Regions from separate parts of the Mus musculus genome. Here region 2 is linked to region 1. The links are chromatin loops, found by intact Hi-C in ENCODE. Cell type or tissue: heart. All regions are shown on one strand. Links, peaks and the distances in the headings refer to the core of each region. The heading gives the core; the rest is flanking DNA.

Evidence for each region. A loop is a pair of places that touch in the nucleus more often than their neighbours do. Peaks named below come from ENCODE experiments on the same cell type or tissue, not always from the same donor. Only the 100,000 strongest peaks of a DNase experiment are listed, where the experiment ranks them.
Region 2: a loop joins it to region 1, with 2.1 times the contacts of the local background. A loop is called at or near these places in 3 of 42 quality-filtered maps.

Annotation. Positions count from the first base shown.
Region 1 is chr13:55,322,194-55,332,796 of GRCm38, reverse strand. Prelid1 (PRELI domain containing 1) reads right to left here. Exons shown (of 5, transcript NM_025596.5): 1 at 10,516-10,603; 2 at 9,719-9,944; 3 at 8,353-8,466; 4 at 8,192-8,270; 5 at 7,525-7,967. The coding sequence ends at 7,825. Mxd3 (Max dimerization protein 3) reads left to right here and starts at 3,066. Exons shown (of 6, transcript NM_016662.5): 1 at 3,066-3,199; 2 at 3,423-3,528; 3 at 4,154-4,183; 4 at 4,313-4,427; 5 at 6,601-6,784; 6 at 6,899-7,627. The coding sequence starts at 3,130. The coding sequence ends at 7,014. In heart, for the core only: CTCF peaks have their summits at 2,217 (motif pointing left) and 4,901 (motif pointing left); DNase peaks (open chromatin) are centred at 2,826 and 4,926; H3K4me3 peaks cover 4,337 bases; H3K27ac peaks cover 2,346 bases.
Region 2 is chr13:55,100,483-55,111,085 of GRCm38, reverse strand. Zfp346 (zinc finger protein 346) reads right to left here and starts at 5,777. Exons shown (of 7, transcript NM_012017.2): 1 at 5,568-5,777. The coding sequence starts at 5,742. In heart, for the core only: a CTCF peak has its summit at 5,646; DNase peaks (open chromatin) are centred at 3,215, 4,955 and 5,805; H3K4me3 peaks cover 1,689 bases; H3K27ac peaks cover 3,302 bases.

The sequences.
Region 1 (10,603 bases), core at 1,661-9,660:
TCCATAGATCCTGAGTTCAAATCCCAGCAACCACATGGTGGCTCACAACCATCTGTAACAAGATCTGATGCCCTCTTCTGGAGTGTCTAAAGATAGCTACAGTGTACTTACATATAATAAATAAATCTTTTAAAAAAACAAGATCACTGCAGCAGGCTAGGGAAATGGAGCAGCAGTTAAGAGCTAGATGCTCTTTCAGAATCTAATCTAGGTTAGAGTCCCAGCATCCGCAGTGACCCACAGCCACATGTATCTCCAGTTCCAGGAATTCTGACTCACTCTTCTGGCCTCCAGGGCATCCGGTACACACATGGTACACAGACATACATGGAGGCAAAATACTCAAAAATAACAATCAAAGTCTACTTGAAAGAGACACAGTTAAAAGCTGCAGGAGGTGCCACTGTCCTGTGCTATCCTGACAGGCTGGGGTGACATTCCCAGGTAGCCTCGAGCTGGGTGCTTCTGTCCCCCCAGCACGGATGGATGCTTTTCTCAGTCCTGTGTGCCTCTGCTACTGGGCCACAATCCGGTAGAAGAGGTGACCTCAAGAGACACAGGACCATTGGTGTTTTTAGAAGGTGCAAAGGAGGAGAGAGTCCTGGGGCTTTGCTGGAGGATGTGGCATTTGAGTGCATCTGGTATAGGCAGGGAGTGGGCGAGGGCAGGATCAGTGTGCTACGAGGCAGAGGAGGGGCACTGCCCAGCCCCTTGAACCCAAGGGCTGTTGGAGCCATCGCAGGTTGTACCAGGCATCAGTTCTACTGCAGCAAGGGGGAACTCACTGAAGGAGTCCAGCGTCTTTTTTTTTTTTAATATTCATTATGTATACAGTATTCTGCATGCATACCAGAAGAGAGCATCAGATTCCAGTATAGATAGTTGTGAGCCACCATGTGATTGCTGGGAATTGAACTCAGGACCTCTGGAGGAACAGCCAGCGCTCTTAACCTCTGAGCCATCTCACCAGCCCCGGAGTTCAGCTTCTTAATCAGGTCCCCACATCTGCAAAGGTTCTGGGGACAGGGAGACATCAGGACTATACCCTGAGCAATCTGTAGCAGGAGATGGAAGGCCTTGGTGATCTAAGGCACAAATCCATTTGGACATTAGTTATCTGACAAACTGCGACAAGGTAAGACAGCCCACTCCAGCCTGGCAGTGGTGGTGCATGCCTTTAAGCCTAGCACTTGGGAGGCAGAGGCAGGCATCCGCCTCTGAGTTCGAGACCAGCCTGGCTAAAGAGTGAGTTCCTGGACAGCCAGGGCTACACAGAGAAACCCTGTCCTGAAAAAAAAACAAAAAACCAACCAAACAACCAAATAAAACCCCCAAAACAGCCCCCCACCCCAACCCAACCAACCAACCAACCAACCAACAAAAAGACAGTCCACTCCAGTTACTGTGGCTGAAGGGGAAGTGGATCCCCAGACATCACAGGACCCAGGTGATCTAGGGACAGAGGCTCTTTTAGGTCACTGGAGTATCTGTTGGACCTGATACTTGCCAGAGCTTCATCGCCACACCTTGCCTTTCCCCCTAGGAAGGGTTACTCCTGCCTGCTCTGGCCCTATCTACATATTCATGGGAGGTCTGAGGCCAGGTTGACTTCTAACAACACCCTTCAGCCAGGCTGTTACCTATACCTCCTAGGATGATTCTGAGATGATGTGGCCTCCTCCCTCTGCTGGAACTTTCCTTGGAGAACCTTTTGTCTCCGTCCTGTTCTGAGGTCAGTCTCCTGGGTAGCAGATGTATGATGTCTGTGCCTGCACGGTGCTTGCGTGAAACCCCGACATTTGGGAACTGGAAGGAGTATCAGGAGGTCGCCATCTTGGGTTACATAGCAAGTTTGAAGCTAGATTGTTGCACATGAGATCCTGTGTCAATTCGCTCCTCCTTCTCTTCCAAGGGGAACGCACAAGAGCCTGACTGCTGACCGGAGCTGGGCAGACCTTCCGGTGTCTCTCTCCATAGCCACCAGGCCTTTCAGTCTACAAACTGTTACACAGTAGCCGCAACTCTTGGATTTAAAAAAAAAAAAAAAAAAAAAAAGGCGATTTCCCTTGGGAAGACAGCCTCTTCCGAAGGGGCCTGATTGGCACGTGACTGTGTTTTCCTAAGGCCATCTGTTCATAGTGCCCCCTCTCTGGTCCACTTGACTCTCAGAATGCCCCATCATTCCTGACTCATAGGTATGGCTACCCCTAGTGGCTATCCAGGAGCCTCCACCGGATGGCTAGCAGAGCCTTGTTCTAGATGCCACCCCGCCCCCCAGGGGCTGTCTGGTTGCAATGGCCCTAATGAGAGACGTATGTTTGCTTGCTGGCATTAGTTGTAACCACCGCAACGCTGTCTCACAGTACGCGAGTTGTCGTCACACCTAGCAGTGGCCGCTGAGGAGCTCCAGAACTCAGGGTGAGACAGTGTGTTTCATGCCCTGGCTTGGGAAGCTATCAACAGCCGACGTTTTCACGACGCCATTAACCTCCCTGCGAAGGACGGGAGAGCTAGGAGGGATTCCCATTCGAAGACCAATGAAGGGCAGATACGGGGCGGCCCGTACCGTGTCCTGCGTCCGCGCCCCCAACACAGGCGCGTGCGCATCGCCGTCTCTCGTAGCTCGCCCCCGCCCTCCTCGTCCGGGTTTTCAAATTTGAAACCGGCAGCTTTTCCCGCCCGAGTCGGGGCCCCCGCGGCGGGAGAAGGCGGGGCCGCGCATCAACCAACCCAGTCTCCGAGGCTCGCGGCCCGCCCGGAGGATGTGGCCGCGTCCCGCGCGCACGTGTAGCCCAGGCCGGCGCCTGCTAGGACCGGCGCGATTGCCTGTCGCAGGAGTGGGGCAGCTTGCAGCGCCCGGTGTCCGGGCTGCCTGACCCGGCGGAGGGTTCTTCCCTAAAGCGCAGAGCAGCAGCCCAGTTCAGCCTGGGCGGGAAGAGGCGGGCTGGGCTGGGCAGGGCGGGGCGGACGGGGTTCCCATGGGCGGGGCGGGGAGGGGCCAGGGCGGGGCGACCGGGGGCGGGGCGGGCCCTGTGCTTGTGGCACCGTGTCAGTTACATTGAAACAAAAGTGGTAAGGCGGCTGACAGGGCTAGCATCCCTAGCCCGCTGGTCGTCGGCTGTCGCCGACATGGAACCCGTGGCTAGCAACATCCAGGTCCTGCTGCAGGCAGCGGAGTTCCTGGAGAGGCGCGAGAGAGGTGAGGACAGACCCCGCGCGCGGGCTGAATTTGGCTCCCAACCTGGAGGGAGCAAGGCTGGAGGGCTGCTGGCGCGCTGCCGCCCGCACATCTATTGGAGTTCGCAGGCAGCCGGGCAGGGAGTGACTGGGGAAAGGGTCCTGGCGCCAAAAGCCTTTCCTTGACTTCGCCGTGCCAGGGGCTCCAGCTGACGGGCTGTGTTGCTGTGTTCTCTCTCTGGCAGAGGCAGAGCACGGTTATGCGTCCCTGTGTCCACACCACAGCCCCGGGACCGTCTGCAGGAGGAGGAAGCCACCCCTGCAAGCTCCTGGCGCGCTGAACAGTGGGCGGTGAGCAGGGATGGGGCAGTGTAGGGAGGGATGCTGGTCCTTAGCTGTCCCATCTAACTCTCTTCTCACTTCCTTGTTTGTTCTTCTGGCCCAGGTACCCTGCTCCATCCGCCTTTTCTACACACACACACACACACACACACACACACACACACACACACACGGCCCAGGTACCCTGCTCCATCCGCCTTTTCTACACACACACACACACACACACACACACATCACATCACATCACACAGGTCATTCACACTCCTGAATTGTCTCTACTACAGGCTTCTGCTTTTCTGTTCTTTTGCATATTCTGTTTCTTTAAAATAGTTTCCCCTCTACTGATTTCTCTGACAGGCTTATTTTTTGATCAAGTGTCACATCTGTCCAGGGAGCCTGTCTTGCCTGGCTGTCAGGGGCGAGACCCCGCAAGTACCTGGGCAAGTGTCCTGTATTTTTTGGTGTGTGTGTCTGATTCCTTTAGTCACTACCTGGGGTGTGGTGTCCTAAAGGAACCCAGGCCCTCACGAAAGGCTTCCTTGGCGCAGCTATCTGTAGTGAGGTCTGAGCTGCACAACAGCCTGGGGTTGAGGATTTGCACAGTACCCTCACTTGATCCCCTTGGCATTCACAGGTCTGTGCACAACGAGCTGGAGAAGCGCAGGTGAGTCCCAACCTGGCTCTCAACAGTTCCCGGTCTCAAGGACCATCTTTCTCAGACCTTTCCTCCCTTGCCATCCCTCTGGCTAGGGAGGTGGGGCTGGTACTGCCCTCCAGACTCCTTCCCTTGCAGGAGAGCCCAGCTGAAGCGGTGCTTAGAGCAACTGAGGCAGCAGATGCCCCTGGGAGTTGACTGTACCCGATACACTACACTAAGCCTCCTGCGCCGGGCCAGGGTGCATATCCAGGTGAGGAGCTGTCTCTTGTCTCTCTGCTTGGGAGACAGTGTGGTCTTGTGGTGTGGATGGCCTGGCTGCAGGGCTGCCTCCATTCTGTGGGACTTGAGACAATCCCGTTTTGTTCCCGAATCCATCTAATGGAAGAGAAGCAGACAGCAGGGCTGTTCTGAGGCCTTGTAAATGTTCCTTTTGTTGTGGGTAGTATTACTTAAGTCCTAGCTGTGAGACCTTGGATGAGTCTGTTTCCTGTTGGGTTCAGCAGGGAGTATACGGCTGGTGAAAATACTGTGCTAAGCCCTGCGATTCGGCAGACCGCAGAGGGCTGGTACCTAGCCTCTCCTCCTGACTTACTCCTCAGGGCTTTCTGGTTTGGGTTCTGCTGGTGGTGTTGAGTCAGGGGAGGTCTGGAGGCAAAGGACAGTGAATTAACTAGCTGGTTGGACTTGGCCTTGCTGCTGCTCGGGTGGAATTGCAGGCCCCCTGGTGGACAGGAGTGGATATGCAGACAACAAGGCCTAGGCTGTGCCAACCATGTGGGCGTGTTAGAAGCTGCCTTGGCAACAGAAGAGGATGTTTCCTGCTTTCTGGGCCCATGTGATGGAAGGAAACAATGAGAGTCAGACAGAGAGAGAGAGAGAGAGAGAGAGAGTGCGCACGCATGTGCGCGCACATGCGCGCACACACACACACACACACACACACACACACACACACACACACACACACACCTCTGAGAGCAGATGAGGGGCAGAATCAATCAATGCCTGACCTGTTTATCAGCGTTTATCATACACGGCTCTGTTAGGTTCTATTCAAGGGCCAGGGCAGTCAGTGCCATTGCTATTCAGCACATATTTGCACTGTCACATACATGCCTGCCTTCACCTCCAAGTGACCTGGTTCTCACGTAGGCTTACATTTCTCCCATGAGCTTGTCTGACCTCATTTTCAAGTAGATGAGCGTGCTACCCAGAGGGGCTGGCACCTGGGCATTAGCCCTTTCCTTGGGCAGCATCTCCTGAGTGGTCCTTCCACCAGGCTGCCTGCTATTCTGCATGTGCTGAGGCCAGCTCTAGCTGGGATCCCTGAAGGGACACAGCCTCACTTCCTGCTTCCTGTGAAACTCAAGCATCCCTAATGCGGCCTTGCTTTCCTGGGCTCCAAGTGGTCCCGTGACAGCTTGTAAAAGCTTCTCTCTTGGCCTACCAGAGACAAAGAGCTTCCCGGGGTCCCTCTGCCTTGATGGTACCCAGCCCCGTAGTTTAGTCTAGGTGAGGACATGCACCTTTCTGTACCTTGTGCTGAGTGTTCTGGCTTATTCCCCCCTTGCTTTAAATCATTTGTACGGGTTAAAGATCAAACCTAAGGCCTTGCACGTGCTAGGCACACCTTACCCCTGAGCTGCATCTCCAGCTGCTGTCTCTCTCTCTCTCTCTTTTTTTTTTTTTGTTTTGGTTTTTTTTGAGATAGGATTTCTCTGTATAGCCCTGGCTGTCCTGGAACTCACTCTGTAGACCAGAACTCAGAAATCTGCCTGCCTCTGCCTCCCGAGTGCTGGGATTAAAGGCATGCGCCACCACCCCCGGCTTGCTGTGTCTTTCTTATTATCTGCATGCAGGCTTCAGCCCAGTGAGTCTATAGTCCAACAATCAAGTGTAAAGAAATGGAAAGAGGTCAGGCAGTGGTGGCGCACGCCTTTAATCCCAGCATTTGGGAGGCAGAGGCAGGCGGATTTCTGAGTTTGAGGCCAGCCTGGTCTACAAAGTGAGTTCCAGGACAGCCAGGGCTACACAGAGAAGAGAAACCCTGTCTCGAAAAACCAAAAAAAAAAAAAGAAATGGAAAGAGACCACCAGATAGTGTGCTGGGTCTGACCACAGGTAGCAGTGGATGGAAACCTAAGTGTGGCCACATCCTTCAGTTTTACTTGTCAGGATGCTACAGTCCCCAAGTTTGTACTGACATTATATTCTCCATTGGATTATGTGACTAGGCTCTAAAGACACTTGAGATGGGGGTACCCTATGGTCCGTACTCATCTAGACAGTTCTTTGTATATTGAAGGGCAGGAGGTGGTGGCCTCTGAAGGTCATGAAGCCACCCTGGATGGGGTTCGTTCCATGGCTGCCTCTCTGTAGACCCTGGGCAGCTGACCCTATTCCCTGCCCCCGTGGGTTCTACAGAAGCTGGAGGAGCAGGAGCAGCAAGCCCGGCGGCTCAAGGAAAAGCTTCGCAGCAAACAGCAGAGCCTGCAGCAGCAGCTGGAGCAGCTCCAGGGGCTGCCAGGAGCTAGGGAGCGAGAGCGGCTGAGGGCAGACAGCTTGGACTCTTCAGGCCTGTCCTCTGAGCGCTCAGACTCAGACCAAGGTGGGTGCACACCCTGGGAGGGGCGAGGCTGGGGCGGGGGGCGGGGCCAGTGGGGAGCGTGGCTGGCTGGGGCGAGTGGACCGCTGGGGCGAGCAGACTGGCTTCTCCTTGCAGAGGATCTGGAGGTGGATGTGGAGAGCCTGGTGTTTGGGACTGAAACAGAGCTCCTACAGAGCTTCAGCGCTGGGCGGGAGCACAGCTACTCACACAGCACCTGCGCCTGGCTATGATGCCCACTGCGGCCTGTACTCTCCTTGGACTGAGCCTGCCAGTCAGTGGCCCCCACACAAGTTGGCTTAGAGCCACATGTTGAAGAGACTAAAGCCAAGGTGTGGGAGCAGACTCCAGACTCTGCTGCACAGCTTGAGCTTGGGCCACCCTCCCCATCCCCCAGGGAATTTCATGTAGCACTTGGCCCTGCTTTGCTGCTCCCCACAGGGACAGGAAGCCTCAAAACTTCTTGTTCCTGGGCAAAGCCCCAGGCCTCTGCCCGTATATACTGCACAGTATTTTCATTAAAATCCTCTTTTGTAAGTTCCTGTCCATGGTTTTGCCCCGATGAGATGAAGTCCCTGCCACAACTGGAAGAGAGGAAATAAGGTCAGTAGCTGGCAAAAAGGGTCTTGTGAAGGCAGTGCACATCTGACAGCGTGGAGGATGCTCTGTGGTCCTGATGCTGAGGCAGAGTGTGTGACGTGCCTGAGCTCCTGATTCAAACCAAAGCTATCTGACTCCAGAACTGGGGCTAATCAAATCATGTGTTTATTGAGTGCCTGTTATGTGCTAAATATTGTTCAGGGTACTTGGGACACAGCAGAGAATAAAACAAGGAGCCCTGCCCTCTTGGAGCGTACAGTCTATCACCTGCGCACTGCTGTGACCTTGGGCAAGTCACTGCACCCCTCTGCCCGGCAGACAGAGCTGGGTGTGGTGCAGATGCTGACCAGGACAGGGCCCTGACCCACCACCCCAGACAGCAGAGAGGGCTGCAGGTTGCTCTTTAATAATCACGTACACTGGGGAGAGGGAGAGGAAGCGAGTTATACGAGCTGCCGCTGCTGCTGCTTGGTGGCGGCCTTGTTGGCCAGGTCCTTGGCCTTCTCTGTAGCTGCCAGTGCGGTCTCCTTTGCTTTCTCTTTGGCCTCTTTGGCTGTCTCAACAAGGGTTTTGGAAGGGGCCTCACCTGTGGCAAACGACAGGGTCTAGCTTCAGACAATGCCTGGAAGACCCACCCAAGCCCTGGTCAATCACAGCAGCCATTGTTGATGGGTTCTTAGGAATGAAGTTGGTGTCCTGTTTCTTGACCCTCCCACCCATCCTTCATAGGCACACTTAGGAGTCTCATTGGTCAAGGCTACTGGGAGTGAGGGTTTCTCCAACTCCTGACACAGTGTCCAGGGCCCTCACCTTGTAGCTTGGCCAGGATGTATTCAAAGCCCTTCATTGTCTTGGTCACATTGCTTTTGAACCGGGCAAGACCAAATTCCTGGCAGGAGAGGGAGAAGGATGGGAGAGTTACTCAATGACCCAGAGCCGAGCCCCGCCCTGCCCGCCCTGCAGCCTCTTACCTGGACAGCTCTGGAGACGCCAAATAAGCTAGAGGAGACCCAGGCTTCCCGACGGATTTCGGTCCAGCCGCTATTGTCAGAGTTCACACAGTAAACACATCGTTCCTCCACCACCTTCAAGGGAAGTTGGGCTGAGCACCTCAAAGAAGCACCCTATGCTCTGCTCACTTGCACGCTCACACCCTGTCTCTACCATGCTACTGTCCCTGTCTCCTTCACAAGGGGAAGCAATGACAAAGTTCTTCCCGTTATGTATCCTGGGCCCAGAGGGAGGCTGCTCTGCCTCCATTACCTCTCTGTTGACCCTTCCAAGTAGAACAGTTTCTTGGGATCAGTTGCTATTCCAACCCGATCTTGGGGCCTCTGGATCTAGATGTGAGCAGTGTTTCTCGTCTGCCTTCTACCCTCTCCTCTTTGAACTTCCTGGTATTGTGTGTGTGCGCAAGCACGCGCACACACTCCAAAAATGACAGCTTTCATTAACAAAGGGAGCGGCAGCCTCCTGAAGAATGTGAAGTAGTCACAAACTTGTCAATGTGATATCTACCAAGCAGAGCTCTCAGCTGAGGTGACTTCAGACAGTGCTGGGCAGGAAAAGGTGCCTTACTCACGGATTGTGAGTGGCACATCTTTATATAAAGTTTTTCTTTTTTGAAACGCACAATTTCCACCTCTCAGGCTTACAGAAGCCGAGAAAGAATCATCTAGAAGCTCGAAGGTTATTCACACTGTGTGAACATTCCCAAACATGGGTTTTCAAGCCTTCCAAAGCATACAAGATCCATATAATGCACTTCCTCAAATCTCATGCACAAACCGAGGCACACCCCAGTTATCTCCACTTGATGTGACTCCAACAGGGAAGCCACAGCCTCCCTTTCTCGATCAGCATCATTCCTGAAAGCCACCCCCCCCCCCATATGTATGCATGCATGCATGTCACCAACTGACTGCTCTGCGCACAGTACTTGTAACAAGCTTTGAAAAGGGGTGTCAGCCGGGCAGTGGTTGGTGGTGCACGCCTTTAATCCTAGCACTTGGGAGGCAGAGGCAGGTAGATTTCTAAGCTCGAGGACAGCCTGGTCTACAAAATGAGTTCCAGGAGAGCCAGAGTTTCACAGAGAAACCCTGTCTCGGGGAAAAAAAAAAAGAAAAAAAGAACAGGGGTGTCTTTCCCCACCATCTGAGAGCCAAGGGACAGTCCCAGAGAATCTGACCAATCGAAAGGGTAGACCAATCTAAGGGCAGAACTCTAGAGATGCAGCTCATTGGTATTTTAGGCCTGCCTCTGGCCACAGAAGTTCCCACAACTCTCTTGCCTGAAATCTGAAGGGCAACTATTTTGAGGGAGCAAAGGAAGTCTCACCATCAGCCGGGCATGGTTGATGTTCCAGGTGAAGGTGGTCATGGTCTGATTCTGGGGGTCCACAATAGAGTCCTCCAGGATGTACACGGAGTGAGCAACGTTGGCAGGAAACAGTCGCTCTGCCCAACGTGGCATCCTGTTGGTCTTGGTCAGGAGTCTCCGGGACAGTAGCTTCTGGTCGGGGGTCACCTCCCGGTGCACTATGTCTTCGGTTAAGACATGTTTGCTGCAAGAGTTAAAGATGATTCTCAGGAGCCTGCTCTTGACAGCATGTCTACTGGTTCCTATTTAGCGCCTCCAGGTCATGGCTGCCTGCAATCTGTGATCTGTGCCCGGGTTCAGAATTAGAGTACACTGAACCTATCCCCGGGCAAATTCCAACTCCCTCCTCCACCCGACATGGATTCTGTGGCTCTCCAAAGCGAGCAAAATCTCAAGAATTATACCACTAGAGAGCGCCAGCAGCAGGTAAGCAAACCATCCTCAGGATTTCTGGCCCCGAAATACCGCTCAACTCCCGTGCTGCCGCCTCTTCCTGTCCAACCACCTTTGGACTGCAAAATAGAAATCTAGAGCCCAATATAAATCACAAACTAGACAATCTTCTTCGAGGACTTTGGAGGCTTGGACTGATTCTAATCCTATAAGGATTTTGTGCTATAACTGTGGCCACAGTTCCGCAGATAGCCCACATCGGACTCTGTCCAGTCTTTCAAACTCCACTATTGAAGGACAGCCTACGGTGCGATCTCCAGAAGAAGAGAGGAAGGCGACTCGCTCTACCCAACGCCACGTACCTATAGGGATTCGGGTACCGTTGCCAGAAGGCGGCGAACACTTGGTCCCAGGAACTTCGGAGCACGCTCTGGCCCAGGAAATACTTCA
Region 2 (10,603 bases), core at 1,067-9,066, 220 kb after region 1:
TTCTCTTTTTTCATCAGATGCAACCAAGTCAAGATGGTTAGACCAGCTGATACCCTACCTCCCAACACCTAGGGTCCTGTGAATGTCAGGTGAGCTTCTTACCACTCAGCCCAGCTCCAAGACAGAACTTTACTCATCTCTACCCTGTTCCCTGCTCACAAAATGGACCACGTGTCCCTTAATGCCGAGGCACTAAGTGCTCTCCTTCTGGGACAGACAGACATACACATGGGTGGGGGTGGGGAGAAAGAGAGACAGTTGGGGAGGGCGAAGACAGATGGAGGGAGGGAGAGAAAGACACACATACAGACAGACCAAGCAGGGGGAAGGAGTGGGAGCCTTTCTGCCACTGATTTAGCAGCATGGAACCCACCCCTCCACTTTGTGCAACTGCAGTGTCATTGCTGGGCTTTGCATCAGTGCTAAGAAGTCTTGCATGGTTCATATATAAAACTTAATTTTTATTGTATTTATATACAATACAATACACTTAAGCTGTCTTCAGACACACACCAGAAGAGGGCATCAGATCCCATTAGAGATGGTGGTGAGCCACCATGTGGTTGCTGGGAATTGAACTCAGGACCTCTGGAAGAGCAGTCAGTGCTCTTAACCACTGAGCCATCTCTCCAGCTCTAAACCTTAATTCTTTAAACTTTTACATGATTTTGAAACTTTGTTTTGGGAGGGATTTTACTCTGGCCACCATAACTGGCTATGAGAGTTCTTTAGTCTGTTGGCTGGCATACTCTGGTCTTCCATAGCTTCTCTCAATTGCCACTGACAGGTAAGGTTTTGAGCCTATGAGTGGACATCCTGACTTGTGTTTTTCTCTCTGCTGGTCTCTTTGGGGCCAGAGAACTAGAACCTCACAGAGCAACTGTTTTCTTTTTTTTTTTTTTTTTTTTTTTTTTTTTTTTGGTTTTTCGAGACAGGGTTTCTCTTTATAGCCCTGGCTGTCCTGGACCTCACTTTGTAGACCAGGCTGGCCTCGAACTCAGAAATCCGCCTGCCTCTGCCTCCCAAGTGCTGGGACTAAAGGCGTGCGCCACCACGCCCGGCCTGTTTTCTTTTTAAGATTGGTTTTTGCTATTTTTAATTGTGTTGAGAGTCACATGATGTGGTTGTTGGTAACTACATTTGCCTCCCTCTGGAAGAGCAAGACAGGCTCTTACCTACTGAGCCATCTTTCCAGCTCCAAGTACAACTATTCTGATACAAAATGCCAACAAGAGTTGTTGGAAACAATTAAATAAACTTTAAAAAAATGAACTAAACTAGCATGTTGAGACCTCTGCCTGACCATGTGTGAAGTAGCTCAACTGGCCATCTGAACTATGAAGTCAGTCACAAGAATGAGCACAGACGTGAGACTGATGGTTTGGCTCAGGGGACAAAGGCACCCGTTGCCTATCAAGACTCCGAGTTTGATTCCTGCAGCCCACTTGACCAAAGGAGAGTGCTCCTGCACCTGTGTCAAACCGCCTCAGCAGCTAGGCCATGTCCACACTCAGTGTGCACTTACAAATAAACAAAATAAAAAGAATATAGACAACACGGTACGGATATCCAGTAGAATACTATACAGCCACAAAGGACGGTGGAATATGTCATTTGCAGCAAAATGAATGGAACTGCAGGGTATGATTTTAAGTGAGAGCAGACAGGCAAAGAAAACAAGCACCACACGCTCTTTCGTGCACTAGAAGCTGATTGTGCTTCAAAAGGCACTGTTTATAAACACACACAAGAGCTGGTGACATGGCTCAGTGGGCTGGGTGCTGCCGCCAAGGCTGATCTGAACTGCTGAGTTCAATCCTTGAGCTCCACACCGTAGAAGGAAAGCACTGATTACCCCAGGCTGTCTTCTAATCTCCACAGGAGTGCTAGGACACCCATATGCCCACACACTTATACATAAATGTAAGAAGAAATAAAGAAGATAGCCAGACATGGTGGTGCATGACTTTAATCCCAGCATTCTGTGAGTTTGAGGCCACAGCCTGGTCTACCCAGAGTGTTCCAAGTCAGCCAATGTAACATCTTCAAGGACCCACATTGGGAAAGGAGAAAACCAACTCCTGCAAGTTGTTCTCTGACCTCCATACACACCATGGTACCACATACTCTCTAAATACACATAAGAAAAAAAGTCAGGGGCTGGCGAGATGGCTCAGCGGGTAAGAGCACAGACTGCTCTTCTGAAGATCCTGAGTTCAAATCCCAGCAAAGACATGGTGGCTCACAACTACCTGTAATGAGGTCTGACGCCCTCTTCTGGTGTGCCAGAAGTCAGCTACAGTGTACTTATGTATAATAATAAATGAACCTTTGGGCCTGAGCACATAGGGACTGAGTGAGTGGAGTTGATCGGAGCAAGCAGAGGTCCTAAAGATTCAATCCCCAACAACCACAACCATCTGTACAGCTACAGTGTGCACTCACATACATAAAATAAATAAATCTAAAAAAAAAAAAGAAAAAAGTCACTGAGTTGGGGCTGCAGAGATGATTAGCCAATAAGAACATGTGCTTTTTTTTCTTCTAGAGGACCTGAGTTTGGTTCACAGCTCTCATGTTGGTTCACAACTGCCTATAATTCCAGTTCCAAGGGATCTAACACATCTGTATGTACTCTGACATGGGCACACACATTTTATAATTAGAATGTAAGTGCTGGAGGTATCTAAGTGTGACTGGAGAACTTTCAACAGGGACACGAACTGAGCACTAATTATTATGCTCACATGTATGTAAGCAGCTGCTGTGTTCTCTGCTTTAAGGTCCAGGGCACACTTCCCCAAGGCCACTGCCCTTTGCTGCATCTCCTATTCTGAGGCACCCCTCTTCCCTTCTCCCCTTACATTATACAATAACTGTGAAGTGGGAATTTAAGGGTTCTTTGGAGTTAGTTGTGTCGCATAGTGTCTTGCTGGGGCAAACACATGAAGGAGTGTTTTCCTGAAGTGGACACAGGTGAAAGGCTAAGGCAGACTCGTGAAGGAACATTTTGCTGAAGCAGACACAGTAGAGAGGATGTTCAGCTAAAGCAAGCACGTGAAAGGACTCATGATGAAAGATTCTTTGCTAATGACTCACATGTGTTGGTCGGCCTTACACTGTGTAGTTGAGCTGCATCTGTCAGGACTCCTCAGACTCTGGCTGCTTGGATGCACGTGCTGAGGCAAGGCACGTGGAGGACACATGATGTTGGGAGGCTATAAATAGGACTCTATCAAGTGATGGAGACAGAGCTTGGCTTGCTGGCACAGCTAAGCTGCAATGTTTGTAGGTCTCTTGTCTTCACTGATCTTCGATTCCCTGAGAGAGGCACAGCTGAGAACTTCTGGTGTCCCTGCTGTCCCTCCTGCTGACTCGAGCCGAGGCTGAGGCCTGGCTGTCTCTGCTAGGTCGTGTCACCACAGTTGCTAACCCGACTCTACCAGACTGGAAGGCTGGTGTATCCATGACGTGTTTGCAAGTGGACTGAGCTGCTGTCGACTGCTAACCTGTGAACTGAACTGCTGATTTCCAGATAACATAGACAGGCGTTGTTCCAAAGAACCTTTCTAAACCCGTCCACTTCCCCTGTATCCTTTCTTTTCCACTACCTTTGGTGGGTGGTGGGTTACAAGGGAGGTTAAAACATTTAAGAACCATCATTAAAAGTAAAATTTAAAAAACGAAAGTTATACAACTGTTTTGGTGTTTGCCTCCAGGACGGACTGCAAGCTACTCCAGAGTAAGAACAGCATCGTCTTCATCCCTAAGGCTCTGAGGTCCAGCTGGCCCTGGGAATGTCAAATTCATGAAAGGAAATCTGGGTCAAGGAGACAACTTTGTACTACAATTTTTTTTGAGGCAAGAGTCTTATTTATCCCATGCTTCTCTCAAACTTTTTTTCCCTCCCTGAGACAGTTTCTTTGTGTAGCTCTGGCTGTTCTGGAACTGTCTCTGTAGACCAGGCTGCCCTCGAACTAAGAGACTCAACCAAGTGCTGGGATTAAACGCATGTGCCAGAACTGCCTGGTTCAAACTCAGTATATAGCTGAAGCTGGCTTGAATTCTTGATCCTATCTCAACCACTTGAGTGCTGAAAATGACATGTATCTGCTACCACAACTGGCTCAAAAAAATGTTTAAAAGTACAAAAGTAGAGACTCAGAAATGGCATATACATTTATTAGGAGCCAGACTTAACAGTATTAGATTGGGGATGCATACACTTAAATTCGACGTATCTTGGGGTCAGAGAGATGGTTCAGTGGTTAAGGCCATGTACTGCTTTTGTAGAGAACCAGGGGTTCAGTTCTCAACACCCACATGGTAGCTTATAATGGTACCTCGAGTTTCGGGGGATATGATACCTTCTTCTTATATCTTTGGGTACCTGTCATTCATATACACATACATGCAAGCAAAACACTCATCACATAAAATAAAAACATATTAAAAATTTAAATATATCTCCCTTTAATATGGTAAAAAAAAAAAAAAATCCCAATTTTATCCAGGGCAAGCAGTTCACAAACACATTAAACTTCCCAAGATTAGTCTGCTCAGCAAGCAAAATAACCAGGGAAAGACTTCTCTGCAGGGACCTGATAGGTTAGCACAGAAACCCAGATAACAGTTCTTGTACATTTGGGTTAGTATTAAGTAGCTAGCTCGGGAAGGGACTCTGAAAAGAGAAAGAGGCCAGCTCGCCCTGCACTCCTCTAGTATCCTTGTTACCCACCCAGTTTTGGTTCAAACAGAGCCATCTGGTAAGGTTCTGCCCAGAAGTGCACCCTGAGTGAGTATACACTGTTCTCCACAACTCTGCATCGAGTGTGAGATGAAGCAGTCAGAGGCAAGATGAATACCTAAGCTTCCCCGCCTCCTGGGCCTCCTCAGTGGAAAAAGCTGTTGGCAACAGACACAGAAATACGGTTTTGAAGGACATAGTGGTGCAAGCCAGCGATGCCCACACTGAGGCAGGGAGACCCATGCAAGTTCAAGGCCAGCCAAGTCTACCAAGGAAGAAACATGGCAAACCAGGACGCAGTCATCAAGCCCAGGAGCTGGGATTCAAGAAGACCTTCCAGAGCTCACGTTGGTCCTCCCTCTCACTAGGAAGGATGAGGGCAGGAGGTCCACCACGAGTTGGAACAGTGAGAGGCGTCGCAAAATAAATGTAATAATAATGAAGTAAATTAAATAAAGCTATTCGGATCTGTCAGAACCATAGGGCTTTGAGAGGAAAGAGAAGCAATGTGGAGTTGTGGAATTAAAGACAGACAGGGACGGGGGCTGGCTCGCCTACGAGTCAGGCTGGGAAAGTCCTGTCGCTGTCTAAGAGGACAAGACCTAGAATGGGGGGAAACTGTTCGCAAGTGAACGCCCTGGAAAGGAGGACGGACAAATTCCGCAGGGTAACGAGTTACTAGGTCCAGCACCCTTCGCGAGAGCGAGCTCGCAGCTCCGGAACGTCGTGCAGAGGCTGGCGGGCGCCAGGGGAGTGACAGGAGGCAGGGCCATCCCATCCCGCCTCGGTCCAGCCGCCAACCCCGGAGCCCCCGACTCACCTTCCTCCCTCCCCGCCGGCTGCGCACCGGACACAGCTTCCCACAGGCGACGCGCCCTCTCGCGGTCAAAGCGCACTCCGTCCGGTTCCCGACCCTCCGGCTCCTCGGAGCCCTTGTACGGTCCGGCTTCTCCAGGGTCCGCAGCATCCGTAGCATCGGGCGCAGGACACTCCATCTTTCCGGCAAGACGCGCCGTTAAGAAGCTGCGCATGCGGCCTGCTACCACGAGCAGTGGGTGGGCGGGGATTTGACCCGGCCAGCAACTCTCGCGAAGTTTGGGCTCTGCAGAGTCCCGCTGGGGCGGGGCCCTGAGGGGGCGGGGCCCAGAGGAGGCGGGGCCCAGAGGCTCATTTTGTTTTGGTTCCTCTGGCGCCTTAGGAGTCCAGTGAATTGGAAAAAAACGGTTCATGTTGATCACTTCTTAGCTCAGGGCTCTCAGTTTTGCTCAAGGTGAGCCACTGACGGACACTTGTCATTTCCTTTTTCTATATGTGGAAAATTATCTCCCATTTCTTTTCTTTTTTCTTTTTGGTTTTTCGAGACAGGGTTTCTCTGTGTAGCCCTGGCTGTCCTGGAACTCACTCTGAAGACCAGGCTGGCCTCGAACTCAGAAATCCTCCTGCCTCTGCCTCCCGAGTGCTGGGATCAAAGGCATGCACCACCATGCCCGGCAATTTCTCCCATTTCTTTGGAAGAGAACCTAAGACCCAGATTCTAGAAATGTTTTACTTAGCTTATTAAAGCAGACATAATGGTACAGCTCTTCATCTCAATACACAGGAGGTGGAGGATATAAGATTAGGAGCTTGAGGCCAGCCTGGGCTACCTGAGACCCTGTCTAAGAAGCACTTACTAATGGCTGAGCACGGTGGCTCATACTTGCTATTCCAAAATTTGGGAGACTAAGGTTAGAGAAATGCACATTTGAGAAAAAAAAGACATTGTTCGAGAAAAAGATAGTTAAGGCTGTGGTCAAAGTACTCTGGAGGACGCAAGACGACCAGGAGTTCAAGACAAACCTCTGCTCCAATAATAGATCATCTCTCAACGAAACAAAACACACCCACAAAACAAACAAAAACCCAGACAATAATAAGGTTGGATGTGGTGCCTGCCTGTAATTATATCACTCTGGAGGCTGAGGCAGGAGGATTGTCATGATGTATTTGAGGCTAGTGTTGGGAGCCATCTTCACTTTATGGGGTCTGGATGAGAGAGTTAGAGCTTCTCCTTGGTCTGCAGTATCTGATAAGTTCTTGGGCTTGTTCTCAGTTCATTCCCAATAAGTTTATGAGGTAGCATCCTCTGTTCTCAGGAATAAGTCGTTTATCAATCTCTGCCGATGAGTGGTGCCGAGCAAATAGGAGTTTGGGTCCACTGAGGAATACAGTTTACTTCTACCCTCAAGGTGGAGACACAGGCTGCTTGTAAAATGGAATCTTGGTCCATTTTACACGGTAGGAAACAAAACAAAACACTGTTTTACATGATAATGAGGTAAAATAGGGCACTGCTGGTCTTATATTGCTGTAATATTAGTTTTATTATTATTATTACTGTTATTGTTATTATTATTTGTTGTTATATTTTTGAGACAGGACCTATGTAGCCCTGGCTGTCCTGGGACTTACTATGTAGACCCAACTGGCCTTGAACTCATAAAGATCTACCTGCTTCTGCCTGCCAAGTGCTGAAACTAAGACTAAAGGTGTGTACTGCCATGCCTAGCTTTAGGTATCACTTTGAGGCACTGTAAAAAGGCAGAAAATTGAGGCGACCTTGGAGTGACAGAAGCCCCTGACCCAGGGGTCTAGTTTGCTTTTCCTGTTCACTCAGAGTTGGGTAATTTCAAAATAATCCAAGAAGCCAAGGTTGCTATAGTGATAGTGCTTATCTTCCTAAAGACATCTTAGAGGAAGAAACTAGAAACAACTGACTGAGCTGGTGGGATAGGCCAGTCACCCCACAGCTTGGCACATAGAGTTGGAAGGTCAGGAGTTCAAGGCCAATCTGAGATACACAAACTGACTCGTAACAGCAGAAAAGGGCTCTAGGGCTCAGCCTGTAAAGGTGCTTGCTACCAAGCCTGACATCCAGTGTTTGATCCCTGGGGCTCTTACATGATGTAAGTGTCACTAGCAGTTGGGGTTGCATGGGTAGGGACAAGGCCTCTTATCCAAAGAACTGAAGAAGGAGGCGCCATGACTAAGAATGACATACAGAAAGAAGCATTGATTTTGGCTTACAGTTCCAGAGCGAGAGTTCATAGTGGGAAGGAGGCACGGCAGCAGGTGGTCCCCCAGATCAGACATCACTTAGATGTCACAACCCACAACAGCTTGCAGAAGCAGAGTGAGAACTGGTGTGGGGCAAGCTCTAAACTCTCAAAGCCCACCAGAGTGCTGTACTTCCTGTAGAGAGACTCTACCCACTAAAGTTTCCACTACTTCTCCCAACAGCAAAACCAGCTAGAGAGGCCAGGCATGGTGTCGCTCGCCTTTAATCCCAGCACTTGGGAGGCAGAGGCAGGTGGATTTCTGAGTTCGAGGCCAGCCGGATCTATAGAGTGAGTACCAGGTCAGCCAGGGCTATACAAAGAAATCCTGTCTCAAAAAACCAAATAAATAAATAAATAAACACACCAAACAAAACAGTTAGGAACCAAGTGTGAGCCTGTGGGAGAGAGAGATTTCTGGGCACAGATTGATTTGCAAAAAAAAAAAAAAAAAAAAAAAAAAGATAAACTTTACTTGAAGCCAAGCAATAATACATTTTACAGAAGATACATGGTTATAATTGACAGTAGATCACATGAGTGAGGGCACTCAAGGACCCAGAATGCACTCTGGGGTCTGTCTTTCTTGGGTCTTGAGGACAGGCTGATTACTCCGGGCTGTAGTTGGTGGTTGTCTGTTGTGATTGGTAGATTAGGCCCTGCATTGACAGGTATCTGCATCTAGTTTGCACACACAACTATGCATAAGTTAATAGAGGATTCTCGTGGAGAGTTCTGTAGATAGTTTGTTCTGCCTCACATCATCCAAAATGTGGGAAGCCACATGTGCCGTTGCTGAGTGGCACTGACTACTGATGGCCACCATGCATAAGATTGGACAAACAACCAATGTGTACATATGCAGTAAAGTTTTTTGCAAAAACACTGCCTGGCCCAGGCATGATAATGAGGTATGATAATGAGGTTCTGTAAGGTACTGAGAGTATAACCAATCAGATGTGAGACATGCAAATGAGGTATGATAATGAGGTTCTGTAAGGTACTGAGAGTATAACCAATCAGATGTGAGACATGCAAATGAGGTATGATAATGAGGTTCTGTAAGGTACTGAGAGTATAACCAATCAGATGTGAGACATGCAAATGAGGTATGATAATGAGGTTCTGTAAGGTACTGAGAGAGAGTAGCCAATCAGATGAGGAACATGCAAATAAGGCTTAGTGCATAACCAATCCGGGTGTGAGACACGCCCCTCCTAGGCCTATAAAAGCAGCACCAGTTCTGGGCTCGAGGTCTTTTCGCCTCTACAATCAAGCTCTCCCAATAAATGTGTGCAGAAGGCAGCATTGGTTCTTCGCAAGACAAAAACCAGTTCAGACCAGATCGGCCTTTCTGTTCTTCATATCTGAATAAATCGGTCACACACTTAAAATAGAGACTGCTCAGAGATGGGAGTGTGCACAGCCTGATGCTGGCTCGGGTGGAGGATTTGAGATTGCAGGGTGTGTTGGAGAGGAACCCGTGTCAAGTACATACAGATAAAGGAGCGGAGCTGCCAAGTGGAATGCAGCCCCGCTTGGCTTATTACTTGGGCAGCTCGGGCCAGAGTCAAAGTTGTGGCATGTGTCGTTAGTCCTGGTTTTTGACCCCTAGCTGAGGTCCTGTTTATTCCACTTTCTATTTGTCTCCTCCTCCCATTGCTTTATCATTACCACGATGTATCCATCTATCATCTGGTCCATTAACCTATGCTTTTAGGAGTACTGTTTCCCACAAACTATGAACTACTTTTTGTAAGCTTATGAAAAGCATATGAGAGTGTTCACATTTGTTGGCTTGCTATAATTTCAGTGAGACTACCCACCACCGTCACCACCACCATCCCCTTTTTGGGAGAGGTGGGGAAACGGACCTACCAATGCCTTCTGAGTTCTGAGATAAAAGTCCTGGCTTCAGTAAGATTTTTTTTTAAGATTTATTTTTATGTATATGAGTACACTGTAGCTGTCTTCAGAAGAGGGCATCAGATCTCATTACAGATGGTTACCATGTGGTTGCTGGGAACTGAACTCAGGATCTCTGGAAGAGCAGTCAGTACTCTTAACCACTGAGCCATCTCTCCAGCCCCTTCAGTAAGATTTTTTTGTTTGTTTGTTTTGTTTTGTTTTTTGTTTTTTTGTTTTTTTTTGAGACAGGGTTTCTCTGTATAGCCCTGGCTGTCCTGGAACTCACTTTGTAGACCAGGCTGGCCTCGAACTCAGAAATCTGCCTGCCTCTGCCTCCTGAGTGCTGAGATTAAAGGCGTGCGCCACCACGCCCAGCTTAGTAAGATTTTTTTAGGCGCTATCAAACCTTGAGTTTTATTTGTTAAATTTTATTGTAGGAATATTTCATATTTTATTCACCTTTGACATTTCTGCTGTTGCCTTTTTTTTTTTTTCCTCCTCAAGGAAATGGACTTTCTGGAGCATATATTTCAAGGAAATATATGTTGTAGAAATTTCAGTATTATTATTATTATTTTAGTTTTTTTTTTTTTTTTTACTTTTTATTGGTTCTTTGTGGATTTCACATCATGCACTCCATCCCACTCATCTCCCCCTACAATCATACCCGCCCTCCACTCTTGTAATCTCTCCTTAGCAGAGAGCAAGATTCAGTATTTTTGTGTTTTAGGATGCTTAAATTCCGCTAAGACGATCAGACATTAATTAACATTATACCATCTGAGAGTTTCTAACTAGTCATGTGAACATTTAATTTGAACGTAATTTTGGATTCATGCAAATAAATTAACCA